3 separate regions of the Homo sapiens genome follow, and regions 1 and 3 are each linked to region 2. A link is an interaction called in ENCODE POLR2A ChIA-PET data of the cell type or tissue named here. Cell type or tissue: A673. All regions are shown on one strand.

What was found. Peaks named below come from ENCODE experiments on the same cell type or tissue, not always from the same donor. Only the 100,000 strongest peaks of a DNase experiment are listed, where the experiment ranks them.
Region 1: POLR2A ChIA-PET joins it to region 2 with 5 read pairs; 3 of 35 experiments call an interaction of 5 or more read pairs at or near these places.
Region 3: POLR2A ChIA-PET joins it to region 2 with 7 read pairs; 2 of 35 experiments call an interaction of 5 or more read pairs at or near these places.

Annotation. Positions count from the first base shown.
Region 1 is chr4:163,390,262-163,394,261 of GRCh38, forward strand. No RefSeq gene overlaps it. Among named protein-coding and RNA genes, the nearest start is that of NPY5R, 48 kb to the left of the region's middle. In A673, no CTCF peak of the experiment used is centred here; a DNase peak (open chromatin) is centred at 1,700; H3K27ac peaks cover 2,605 bases.
Region 2 is chr4:163,548,715-163,552,714 of GRCh38, forward strand. All of the region lies in intron 8 of MARCHF1 (membrane associated ring-CH-type finger 1), which reads right to left. Among named protein-coding and RNA genes, the nearest start is that of TMA16, 56 kb to the left of the region's middle. RefSeq lists enhancers at 939-1,440, 1,441-1,940. In A673, a CTCF peak has its summit at 1,759 (motif pointing right); a DNase peak (open chromatin) is centred at 1,757; H3K4me3 peaks cover 206 bases.
Region 3 is chr4:163,443,571-163,447,570 of GRCh38, forward strand. No RefSeq gene overlaps it. Among named protein-coding and RNA genes, the nearest start is that of TKTL2, 28 kb to the right of the region's middle. In A673, no CTCF peak of the experiment used is centred here; a DNase peak (open chromatin) is centred at 2,021; H3K27ac peaks cover 1,016 bases.

The DNA.
Region 1 (4,000 bases), 160 kb before region 2:
CTTTTTGTGAATATGAGTCATGAGAAATTGAACTGTCCTAATGTACTAATGACTTAAAAGCTTATGAAATGACCAAAATACATTCTTACACATGAGACAGAACATTGTGGCCTTACAAAGTACTGAGGTTATGTAGCTGCCTTAAAAAACACCAAAGCGGAAGAAGTCTTACTGTCTTGTTTAACCCCTGTTTATTGAAGAAATGAAGTTTCATTAACAAATTGTTACTAAAATAAAAAAACTTTAATAAAAAATTGATATGGAGAAAGGGATTTGGAAGGACCATGGAGGTGACAGGAATTCAAAGGATAAATAAATGAATAAGAATAGTTCATTTTAGAAGTGAAGTGACCCCTTTAAATAAAATGAATCTAAGAACTTCCATCAGTTGGCATTGATTGGAGAATCAGCAGATAGAAAGGGGTTGCTGTATTCATTGTTACCAATTCTGTCTCCTTGGTTTTTACTTCTATCTGGGGTTCTCTATTTTTCCTACTGCCATTAATATGCTGGTCCCCAGGGCTTCCCCTTAGTATACCAACAACCCTGCCTTAAATCTTTTAGCCTAAATCTGAATCTATGAAGCCTTAGTCTAAACTGAAACCAGTGTTAAATTTGGATTCTCAGAAATGTCACTTCCACCAGATTTCATGTTCTTGATATCGTAGGTCACAATCCAAGCACAAGTTCCCAATTTCTTCTCTGACCCATCGGTCATTTCCACTCTGCCTAACAGATCATTCATTTACATGTTAAACCTCTTCACAGGATACTACCTTTACTATCTAGATTAAGTAGAAAACTTCCCTCTTCAAAAACACCACATTCCCTGTAGCCATCTAAGCAGAAAATGTCCATCCTCTCAATCTACCAAATCTACCAAAATATCGAAATGTGGAGAATTTTTAGTCTGAATAAATTAGAAGCCAGAGAGTTTTCAACAGAGAAGTGATATGATCTATTAAACTTTTTGAAAGAGCCACTCTGAGTGACATAAGTGAGTGAACACAAAAAGGAATATATTTCAATAATCCAAGTGATTGATAATGGTCTCTTGCACTAGCATGTTAGTGATTAGAGGTGGTTAAAACATGGTGAGGCCTTGAATATTTTTAAAGGTAGAACTATCAACATTTGATGTTGAATTGGAAGGGGATGTGAGAAAAGAAGAGGCAAATATGTCTTGTGTGTATGCACACGCGAGTGTGTGTTTATTTCCTAATCAGGAGGGTGAAAGAGGTTGTCATATTGATCTGGAGAAGACTAGGGAGGGAAGAGGATTATTTAGTAGGGGTGGTGGTAAAGAAGTTCAAAAATTCTGCTTTGGACATGTGAGTTTAAAATGCCAATTAGATATTTATGAAGAGATTGTTAAAAAAAAAGAAAGAGAGAGAGACTGAATTGTCAAATTTGGGATTAAGGGAAGAGTTTGGAGCTGGATACATAAATTTAGAAGTTTTCTGAACAGAGGTGGTATTTAAAGGCTTGAGACTGGAGATTACTCAGAGAATAAATACACCCAGAGAAGATTAACAATACAAATACTGTACACACAAATGTAGATAGGATGTGGTAGAATGACAAGGGATACCGAGAAGGAGCAACAAGGGAAGCAGAGAGAATCAAGAGAGAAAGGCCTTTTGAGAACAAGTGAAAAAAAGCTTCTCAAGCAGGAGGAAACCATCAATTGATGCTGACAAGTCCAAATGATGATAAAAGGACAGATATTTCCAGGAAATAGTTCTTTGGATTTAGGAGTTCTCGGTGTGGACAGCTCATTTCCTGCATTTAATTGAGGATCTTTAGAAAGCCCTGTCACTAGAGAAAAATAATGTTTTCCAAGTTTCCAAAGAACCCATTTTAGATGAAACTCTAGGTATGAACAATAGTCAGCAATAACAACAATGGCAAAGATAGATAACATAATTAGGAATAAACAAAATAAGAAAAGTATAGGATCTGAATGAAAATAAAAGCTTTACTGAGGGATACCGTGGTGGGAAGAATAAGGGCCCTCCAAAGATGTCTGTGTTATAATTCCTGAAACCTGTGAACAAATTACCTTGCTTGGCAAAGGGAACTTTGCAGATCATATTAAGGATCTTGAGATAAAGTGATTATTCTACATTATCCGGGTAGTCCCAAAGTAATCGCTACGGTCTTTAAAAGAGGAAGGCAGGAGATCAGAGTCAGAGGACATGTGACTCTTCTGAAAGAGGTCAGAGGGATATGGGGCTACTCGCAAGGAATGCAGTCAGCCTCTAGAAGCTGAAAAAGATAAAGAAATTGTTTCTCCCATAAAGCTCTGCCAACTCATTTTAGACCTCTGACTTCAAGAACTTTATGGTAATGCATTTGTTTATTCTCTAAGCCACTATACTTGTGGTAATTTCTTACAACCAAAAACAGGAAATTGATACAGATTTTAAAAGACTTGAACCAATAGTAAGAAATCCCTTATCATTCATAGAGAGATATCTGTATATGCCTGGAAAGGTTTTTGGGAAGACTCCCAGTTGGATAGTAAGACTTGGAACAGCCTTAGGGGAGAACATTTTACTTCATCTTTTATCCTCTTGTGCTGTTAGAATCTTTTTTTAAAAAATTAACCATCTGTATGTATCACTTTTTATACATTTTTGAACATGCCTCCAATGGGATGAAACTTAAACCAATTCATTTCTAGTCACTGCACTAGGGTAGTTTCACCCACCATTAGTGAGTCAGAATACTTCTGCCACTGTGAAGGACAAGAAGGTTTTGAGAAAGAAATGTGTGAACAGTTGGTTTGTCCTGCTGCCCTTAAATTTAAGCAGTCATGTTTTATACCTTAGCATAGAAACATACAAAACCTAGAATCATAGAGAAAATGTAGCTAAGGTTTTCAAGCTTTGCCAGATACTCTGCAGACCAAATAATATCGAATCATCAAATGATAGTGTTTTCTTATATTTATAAATTATAATAGCTTTGAGGCAAATTTTGTATATCTACCCGTTATTGTTCATTTCCTCCTAGAAAAATGATTTAAATCAGGGGGGAAAAAGAATGATAGAACAGTTCATGAATAATAGCTCAAGGTTTAGATAAATGAGGATTTTGGTAGAGAACTGCGGTTATTCAGTATATGGTATTTTACTTGAATAATAACTGGGTAATGTGTGAAAAGGCATAAATGTGGCTGTTTAAGCAAGCAGCGTGTTTTACTTAATGCAAATCACTAAGATGCAAATCCCTTTTGCAAACCCTCAGCATGTCTGTTTCATTATAAAATGATGCCACTGACGATGATCAAAGCAATAACTGTGTGTATGACTGAGAAGAACAAGATGCAATCAACAGGGCTTTCCTATTTGGGGACATTTACAAAACTAATATTTGCTTATTGTGGTAGACAGTTGTTTCTTGCTTTTTCAACCGCAAACTATTCGGATTGCTGCACATTCACTGTTAGGCTACATGTTGCTGTTCTTTCTCGGAAGGCCACACGTGATATCATTTGCTGTCGTACTTTCATGTTTCCTCAGGTTACCACACTTTGGTTCTATATAACAAACTACATAGGATGGTACAGGACTTCAGTCTTATTCAAGGATATCATAAATTTAACCAATTCACCTACTACTACCTATATTCCCTAATAACTATTTTTAAAATTCCAAAGCCCAGCAATATTTCTAGTAAACACAATTTTGGCATTCTATCCTTACACACTAAAATAAACCTTTTCTTTCTACATAAAGAAGCTTCATAATATTTTATAAAATTGGCCTAAAATAGTAGACATGCTTATTTTTTAAATATGAGAATTTTACTTGAATAGAAAGTACCATGTACTTCACTACTCTTTCATAGAATTTGAATACAAATTGTATGCTCCTTGGAAACTTAGCATGTATATTGCAACCAAAGAATCTCTTAATTTTTTCCTGTTAATATTAATCTTTTTCATGTTCCCAAAAGTATTCATTTCTAGCTAAGAAATTCAAATGCTGTAAAG
Region 2 (4,000 bases):
GTAAATGGCGCTGGCAGAAATCAATGTATTTTATAAACCTTTCCCTTCATATTGTCTTTTCAGGTTTGTTTACAAAATTTCAGTATGTTTTGCAAGCCTTACTAAGAATGAGAAATGGAGAGGATAAGGATAGAAATCTTATTTTAACAAAGCTGTCATGAAAGTGCCTTCAATTAATATTCATGATGCTGAAATTCAGTGGCAGTTCACAAAAGATTTCGTGATAGGCAAGTGATAATCTGTGAAACTTTTCATAGCATTTCTGCTCCCCTGTCCTGCTTTACCAAATAACGTGTGACTTATGGCCCTGTTACCAGGAGTATATTGTTACCATGGTTACACCTCTAGAGAAGGTTGTTCCTGAGAAGATCCTCTTCAGGTCCCCAAAGTGTGGTCCCTGATCAGCCTCAGCAGTGCCAGCCTCACTCAGGCACACTACACGCGCCCACCACCACGCCTGGCTAATTTTTTGTAAATTCTTGAGCTCCGCTTTGGAGATGACTCTATGTTAGTTTTTCCCACATGCCCCCTAGAAAATACAAACTATTGCCTTGTCAGTGATGAAGTAAAGTTTCTTTTGCTTATTGCTTGGGCCTGAGTCGAATATTTTATCCTCAAGTCTCTCGGTGTTGAGAAGACGTTATCTCTCCAAGGGGTCTCAAGGAAGCTGGTGGAAATGGTAAGACGGCAGCTCCCTTTCCCGTTTCCCAAAGGTCAGGGAGAAGGAACGCACGACAGCACATACACCACCATACTTTTCACCAATGTCTACACTGCCGACCCTCTGATCTGCCCTTCCTTAGTCTTCAAGTTCTCCTTTATACCTTGAAGATGGGGGATGAGCTAAGATTAGGCAAAAGTAGTTTCACAAAATCTTAGCACTTCCTGCATAGGTAGTCTTGAACCTCGCTTTGGACTTTACAGTCCCTGGGCCTTTGGTGCCTGTTTTACTGTTCTTGCTTTTGATTTTTTTTTTTTTTTTGCAGAAGCCACTAAACAATAGAAAGAAATCCAACAGAACTCTATTATTCACTTAGAAAAATATGACTGTATGTTTTTTCTGAATTGTAGTATAACTTGATGCAAACATTGTTTCTGTGAAATTGTCTATTTGATGAAGTTAAATCAAACTTTGCATGATAGGGTCAGGTTTTCTAATTCAAATTACTTGCATTATATTCTGTCCTAAAATATAAATTTAAAAGTACTGCCCACAGAAAAGTGTTGTTTAAATCTTTATACCAGTGAAGAATAAAGGCAGTTTATTTGTATAACATAAAAATGCAGGCCGGGCGCAGTGGCTCACGCCTGTAATCCCAGCAGTTTGGGAGGCCAAGGCGGGCGGATTGCCTGAGCGCAGGAGTTCGCCACCAACCTGGGCAACACGGTGAAACCCCGTCTCTACTAGAATACAAAAATTATCCAGGCGTGGCGGCGGGCGACTGTAGTCCCAGCTACTCGGAAGGCTGAGGCAAGAGAATCGCTTCAACCCGGGAGGCAGAGATTGCAGTGGGCCGAGATCGCGCCACTGCACTCCAGCCTCGGCGACAGAGCGAGACTCCGTCTCAAAAAAAAAAAAAAAAAAAGAAAAGAAAAGAAAAGAAAAAAGCAGGAGGTAGGGACTACTTTGCCAAATCCATTAAATCCATTTCGTCTTTTTTCTTGACAGTTCACCTATGGTTTCCAGCTTCCGTAACAGTCACGTGACCTAGAGTTTTCAATCTATAGAATGATAGACCAAAAAATTACCACCAGGTGGCGCCAGGCCCAAACAGTAGCTAGTACGGTAGCCCTTTTTTTTTTTTTTTTTGGTACCGCCAGACCCAGGAGCTCCCAGCCGGCCAGGTGTGCAGGTTCTTCCTGTCATTTTGCATAAATGCAAAGCCACATTTTAATTGTTTACTGGCTCTGCCTGTCATATTGGATTTTGCTGCAGACGAGCGAAAATAATACCTGAAACAGCAAGTGTAAAGGTTATCACATTATTTACATGCCTTAGTAAGATATGTTGTGCTGGAGGATAATAAGTAAACCTTTTACAAATCCTTGGACTTGCTATGCTGGAGAAATTTCTAGAGGACCCATTCATATGAAGCAGTGGTTCTCAGTGTTCCCCAGTAGCAGATGCAGCAGCAATCAGGAAACTTGTTAGAAACCCAGTATTTTGAGCCCCACACCAAACTCACGGAATCAGAAACTCTGGCGATGGGGACCCTGTAATGTGCTTTAACAAGCCCTCAGGTGATTCCGATGCAAGCTACAGTTAGAGAACCACCTGCCTAAAGGATGACACTTAGCAGAGTTGCACGGTGACCTCCGTGGAGTTTATATCAGAAGTAGTACTTGTCACTCCCTGTCATGAACTAATTAGTAGTCCAGGAAAGGGTAATCAACAAATGAGTTTTGTTTTCTGGCTGTGATTTAAATATTTCAGGTCGACTGAAAAAAATTACATAATTCATTTATTTGAACTGAAATGATTCAGAGTTAGCTCATTAATCACTAAAGCAAACTTTCATTTTTTGTTTTACTTTTCAAATTAGTGTTTAGGTAACATAAAAGCCTATTAAAATCTAATTATACTAGTAACAATTTCAAATACTCTGGGAGAGAACTAAACAACAGACTCTTAATTATGAGGAGTAACTCTTGAACCTTAATAAATCTTTAAGTTCAGAGGTATGCCTATGGTAAATAATTTCCCTCTTAAAAATGTATTTTAAAAGACCAGCAGAAAAATTTGACCTCTGCAGACCTTTAGTGAAATTTGCTACAAAACTGATGATAGGGAGGAAACAACAAAGCCAGGTAGGTGGTAGGCAGCTGGTAAAGTTCACTAGTTAAGGCACTCACTGTTGGACACAAATCAGGAAGTGTACACAAGTGCAAACTTGTTCTCTCAGAATTACAGTAATATAGTGGCTGTGTCCCCACCTAAATCTCATGTTGAATTGTAGCTCCCATAATTCCCAAATGTTATGAGAAGGACCTGGTAGGAGATAATTGAATCATCAGGATGGCTTCCCCCATACTGTTCTTGTGGTAGTGAATAAGTCTCACGAGATCTGATGGTTTTAGATCATGAGGTCTCTCTCTTGCCTGCTGCCGTGTAAGACATGCCTTTCACTGTCTGCCATGATTGTGAGACCTCCCCAGTCATGTGGAACTATGAGTCCATTAAACCTCTTTTTCTTCATAAATTACCCAGTCTCAGGTATGTCTTTATGAGCAGTGCAAAAAGGGACTAATATAAGTCCCTTTACAGATAAGCATGTACATGAAGGCTTTCTTACTAAGAGTCAAAACCTCAGATATAATAGCCATAAATGCTCTGTGAGTCTATCATTTCCTTAAAAAAACATTTTCTCCCCTAGTTCTCTTCCACGTTAGGTCCACCAGTGATAATCATTTGACATCTTTTGTACATGGCCCAATGTGAGGGGACACTATTTTCTGATTAAGTGCAGCTCCTCTGTCTCTCCTGATAACAGTACAAGAAGGTCTTGTACTGCACCAAAGATTAGGATCTGCAATCCAAAGGAACTGCAAGTGGAAACAGTGAGGAATGGGCCATGTGTCCAGATGGACCTGGGAGATCACCAACCCAAATATAGACAGCAAATTAACAGCTACCATCTTGAGACAGTGTGTGCACGCAGCGGTTTAGAATCGGGGGAAGTAGTTAACTGAGACCCAGGTTTGGGTAAAGATACCACTGCAAGTAATTGGCAGTCTTACTGAAAAACGGTAATAAACAGTTCCACAAAGAGGCATATCTAAGACCCTGAAATCAATGGCTTCATTTTGCTACCACTCAGTTTGAGTCTCCTTTTGCATTCTGAACTGCTGGGTAATGGGAGTCTTTTCTAACTAGAAGTGGTTTTCAGTATTAGCTGTTTGACAGGATCATTTGGGGCATCAAGTTCCCTATAGACACACTCAGGCCTCGTTGAATCCATCACTGAGGAATGAACCGTGCAGCTGTGTGGTGTATTCTGTC
Region 3 (4,000 bases), 110 kb before region 2:
CAGAATTGCTTCTTTTCTTTCTCAATAGGCATCCTTGTCAGATTTTTTTCTCCCTTAATGAGACTATTTTAACAATTCATCACTATGTGTAATGTTTGCTGTCATTTTTATAGATACCTTTAACAAAATTAAGAAAATTTATTTATATCTTACAAAGAATTTTTATTACAAATGTCTATTATTTGATTCAACCTGTCAATATGCCAAGGTTGAGAACCCCTGACCTTATATTTTACATAAAATGTAAGATATCTCTACCCAAAAATATCTGTAAGACTGAACTGAGAAAAACTTGAACAGACCTAAATATGTGGAAAGCTCTACTAGTTCATGGATTGTTGTGATTCATATTCTCTCTAAATTGACTTATAGATTCAACAAAATTCCTGTTAAAACTGTGTCATTAAAAACATTTTAAAGAAATAGACAAGTTCATTGTAAAAATGTTATAGAATCATAAAAGATCTACAGTAGCTAAAACAATTTTGAAAAAGGAGAGTTCTTATAGTACCAGATATCCAGAGTCAAGACTTACCATAAAGCTATAGGATAGGGTAGTGCCAGGCAAATAAACATTCAATTATTTGAGCAGAATGGAGAGGTCAATGAACAAAGAAAACCCTTTTTAGGATATGTTACTTTATTACAGCTGGAAATCTCTATGGGGAAAGTAAAGCAAAGCAAAAACAAAAAACAAAACAAAACAAAAAACACCAGAAAAGACTCCGCTCATCTACTCTTTCATATTAAACATAAAAATTATTTTGATATGGATAATATACCTAAACATTCAACCCAGAACCATACATCTTCTAGAAGAAAACAGGAGATTATCTTTGAAACTCAGATTTGGCAAAAATTTCTTGAGCAGGACACAATCAGCATGAAACAAATAATTTGAAATGAATTAATTAAATTCCACAAAAAACTAAAATGTCTGCTCTGCAAAGCACACCATTATAAAAATGAATTGGCAAGCCACAGACTAAGGAAAAATTCTTGTAACATATGACAAAGAACTTGCACATAAAGAACACCTACAAATCAACAGTAAAAGGATGACCATCCCATTTTGTAAAAGAAGTCGAAGATTTGCACACTTTACCATAGAGATGAACTAATGCTCTATAAACACATGAAAGTTTAGACATACAATGTATTAAGGTGCTATATTTTGGGATAGCATGTCCTCAACCTTATCTGGCACTTAACATCTTTAGTCATAGGAATCTGTAAATTAAAACCACAATAAGGTACCATTTCATACTCAGTAAATAAGCTAAAATCAAAAGGAGTAACTCCACTGCCTATTGATAAAGATATGGAACGATTAGTAATGGCATCTTAGATTTCCTTGGAAAACTATTTCCCTGTACTCTCCGGCCATGTGTATCTGGTGGAGTGGAATCTACCTGAAGACTTCAGCAATAGAGTGAAGACTTGGGCCTGGCCTATTAGAATAACAGTAACAGATTAAGAAATATTACCTAATGCAAGCTGGCTCAATTAAAGTCAGTACAGTCAGCTCTGAGCCTTTGTAATTCTTGGGAAAGAAATGTGGGGTTTTTTTGTTTTGTTTTGTTTTGTTTTTGTATTGGCACCTAAACTGGCAAATGTAAACCTGGAGCAATTGGTGGTTATTGTGATCAACACCCTGGAAAAGTACTTATAAAAAGAAACTTAGCCAGGTACAGCAGCTCATGCCTGTAATCTCAGCATTTTGGGAGGCTGAGATGGGAAGATCACTTGAGCCCAGAAGTTGGAGACCAGCCTGGGCAACACAGGAATACCCGTGTCTCTACAAATACTAAAAAAAAAATTAGTTGGGTTTGGTGTCATGCACCTATGGTCCCAGCTACTTGGGAGGCTGAGGTGGGAAGATCGCTTGAGCCCAGGAGGTAGAGGCTACAATGAGTCATGATTAAGCCAGTGCCCTCCAGCCTAGGTGACAGAGTGAAACCCTGTCTTAAAAAAAGGGAAGGAAGGAAGGGAGGAAGGAAGGGAGGGAGGAAGGAAGGAAGGAAGGAAGGAAGGAAGGAAGGAAGGAACGGAGAAAGCAAGCTATCTCAGTGTTACATGGCACCAAAAGATGGAAAGACACAGATAATTTTGGCCCGAAATCCAGCAGTACATTAGCTTGCTGTACCCATGTACTCATCAGTTAGGAAAGTCAAAAATTCCCCTTTTCTTCAAGCCAGTTTGAATTTTATTTTTATTTAGAGCTAAAAGAATCTTAATTAAAACAGAAGTAACCAGATTCTATTTTTACTTCACCAGTAAATGACAACAAAAAGTCTAGGATATATGTTGGAACCAATCTGTGTACTATATTCTTTTTTTGATGCAAGACTTGAGGGGGCAGGGATTAATTGTTTTCTGCTTTATAAGTTAAATATTTCAAAAATTTCTTCCAAAAATATATGAGCTAAATAATTATATTTTAACATTCAGCATATCAAGTTAAAATAGTCAGATACAACTTTCAGAACTAAAGTATGATGTTATCTTTGGAGTAAATTAAAAGAACTAAAGTATAATAAATAATAAATCATAAATAATCAATGATGTTATCTTTGGAGTAAATTAAAAGAACACATTGGGCTGCATTTTTAATATTAGAATACAATAGTCTTTTAGTTCATTATATATATCCTTTAATAATCTGATATTTCTTTTAAGTTCTAAATCAGGCATACAGGCCCATCTCAGATAATAAGAAAATATCTTTTAATAGATTATAACAATAATAGCTGCATTTGTTGAAAGCTTATTATTTTTTAAGCATTTATTCTCTTTAAATGCATTATTATATTTAATCCTTACATGGGATTACCATGTTATAGATTTATTTCATTGATGTCATTGTAAAGATGAGGAAACTAAAATTACAAAAGTTGTATAAATTCCTGGTCACATGCTAAATACCACACATACATGGAATTTGGCTTATCTGGCTTCAGGTTTTGAGCTCCTAATCATTTCCCATATATAAGTCAAAATTGCAAAAAGAAAAAAAGAAAAAAATGAAATAAATCTAGGCCCTAAGAGTGAAGTAAAAGATTCCTAAATTTAGGAACTACAGAAATAAAGATATACTGGATGAAAGAAAGCCCAGTCCCCAATTTCTGTAGCTGGCTTTTGTTCAGTTTTAACAGATATCTCTCTTAGAAAATATAATATCCAAACATAAAATCTTTTAAAGTATCAAGTGATGATATTTTTTGCAAATTCATTGGAAGAAAGAAAGTTCAAGTCTCACTTTAAACAATAATTTTAAAAATCTAAATTAAAGTTTGTTATAAAAAACATTGAATTATTGGAGAGAGTCTTGGAAAATATTTGTACAGTCTTAGATTTAGCAAAACGTGGGGAAAGGTAGACCTTCTAAAACAAAACAGCCCACCCAGAAGTCATACAGTATAAAATAGACATATTTGATTATATTAAAATTTTCAACCAAATTTATTATTTCTTTTCGTTTTTTTTTTTTTTTTTTTGAGATGGAGTCTTGCTCTGACGCCCATGCGGTAGTGCAGTGACGTGATCTTGGCTTACTGCAACCTTCACCTCCCGGGTTCAAGCGATTCTCCTGCGTCAGCCTCCCAAGTAGCTGGGACTACAGGCACGCGCCAGCACACTTGGCTAATTTTTTGTATTTTTAGTAGAGCTGGGGTTTCACCCTGTTAGCCAGGATTGTCTCGATCTCCTGACCTTGTGATCCGCCCTCCTCAGCCTCCCAAAGTGCTGGAATTACAGGCATGGGCCACCAGGCCCCGCCAGCATTTGTTTTTTTCTAATTACCCATTGCTGCTAATGCTTTTACTATCATCTGCACTATAAATATTTTCCAACTCTATTGTTCGTGTTTTAAATTTGTTTCAATATTTTTAATATACAGAGAGCCTATAAACTAATAGTACAAATAGCTAGAAAAAAAGAGGCAAAGGATTCACAAAATACTTCAGACCAGTCAAGGAAGATAAAATCCAAACATCAACAA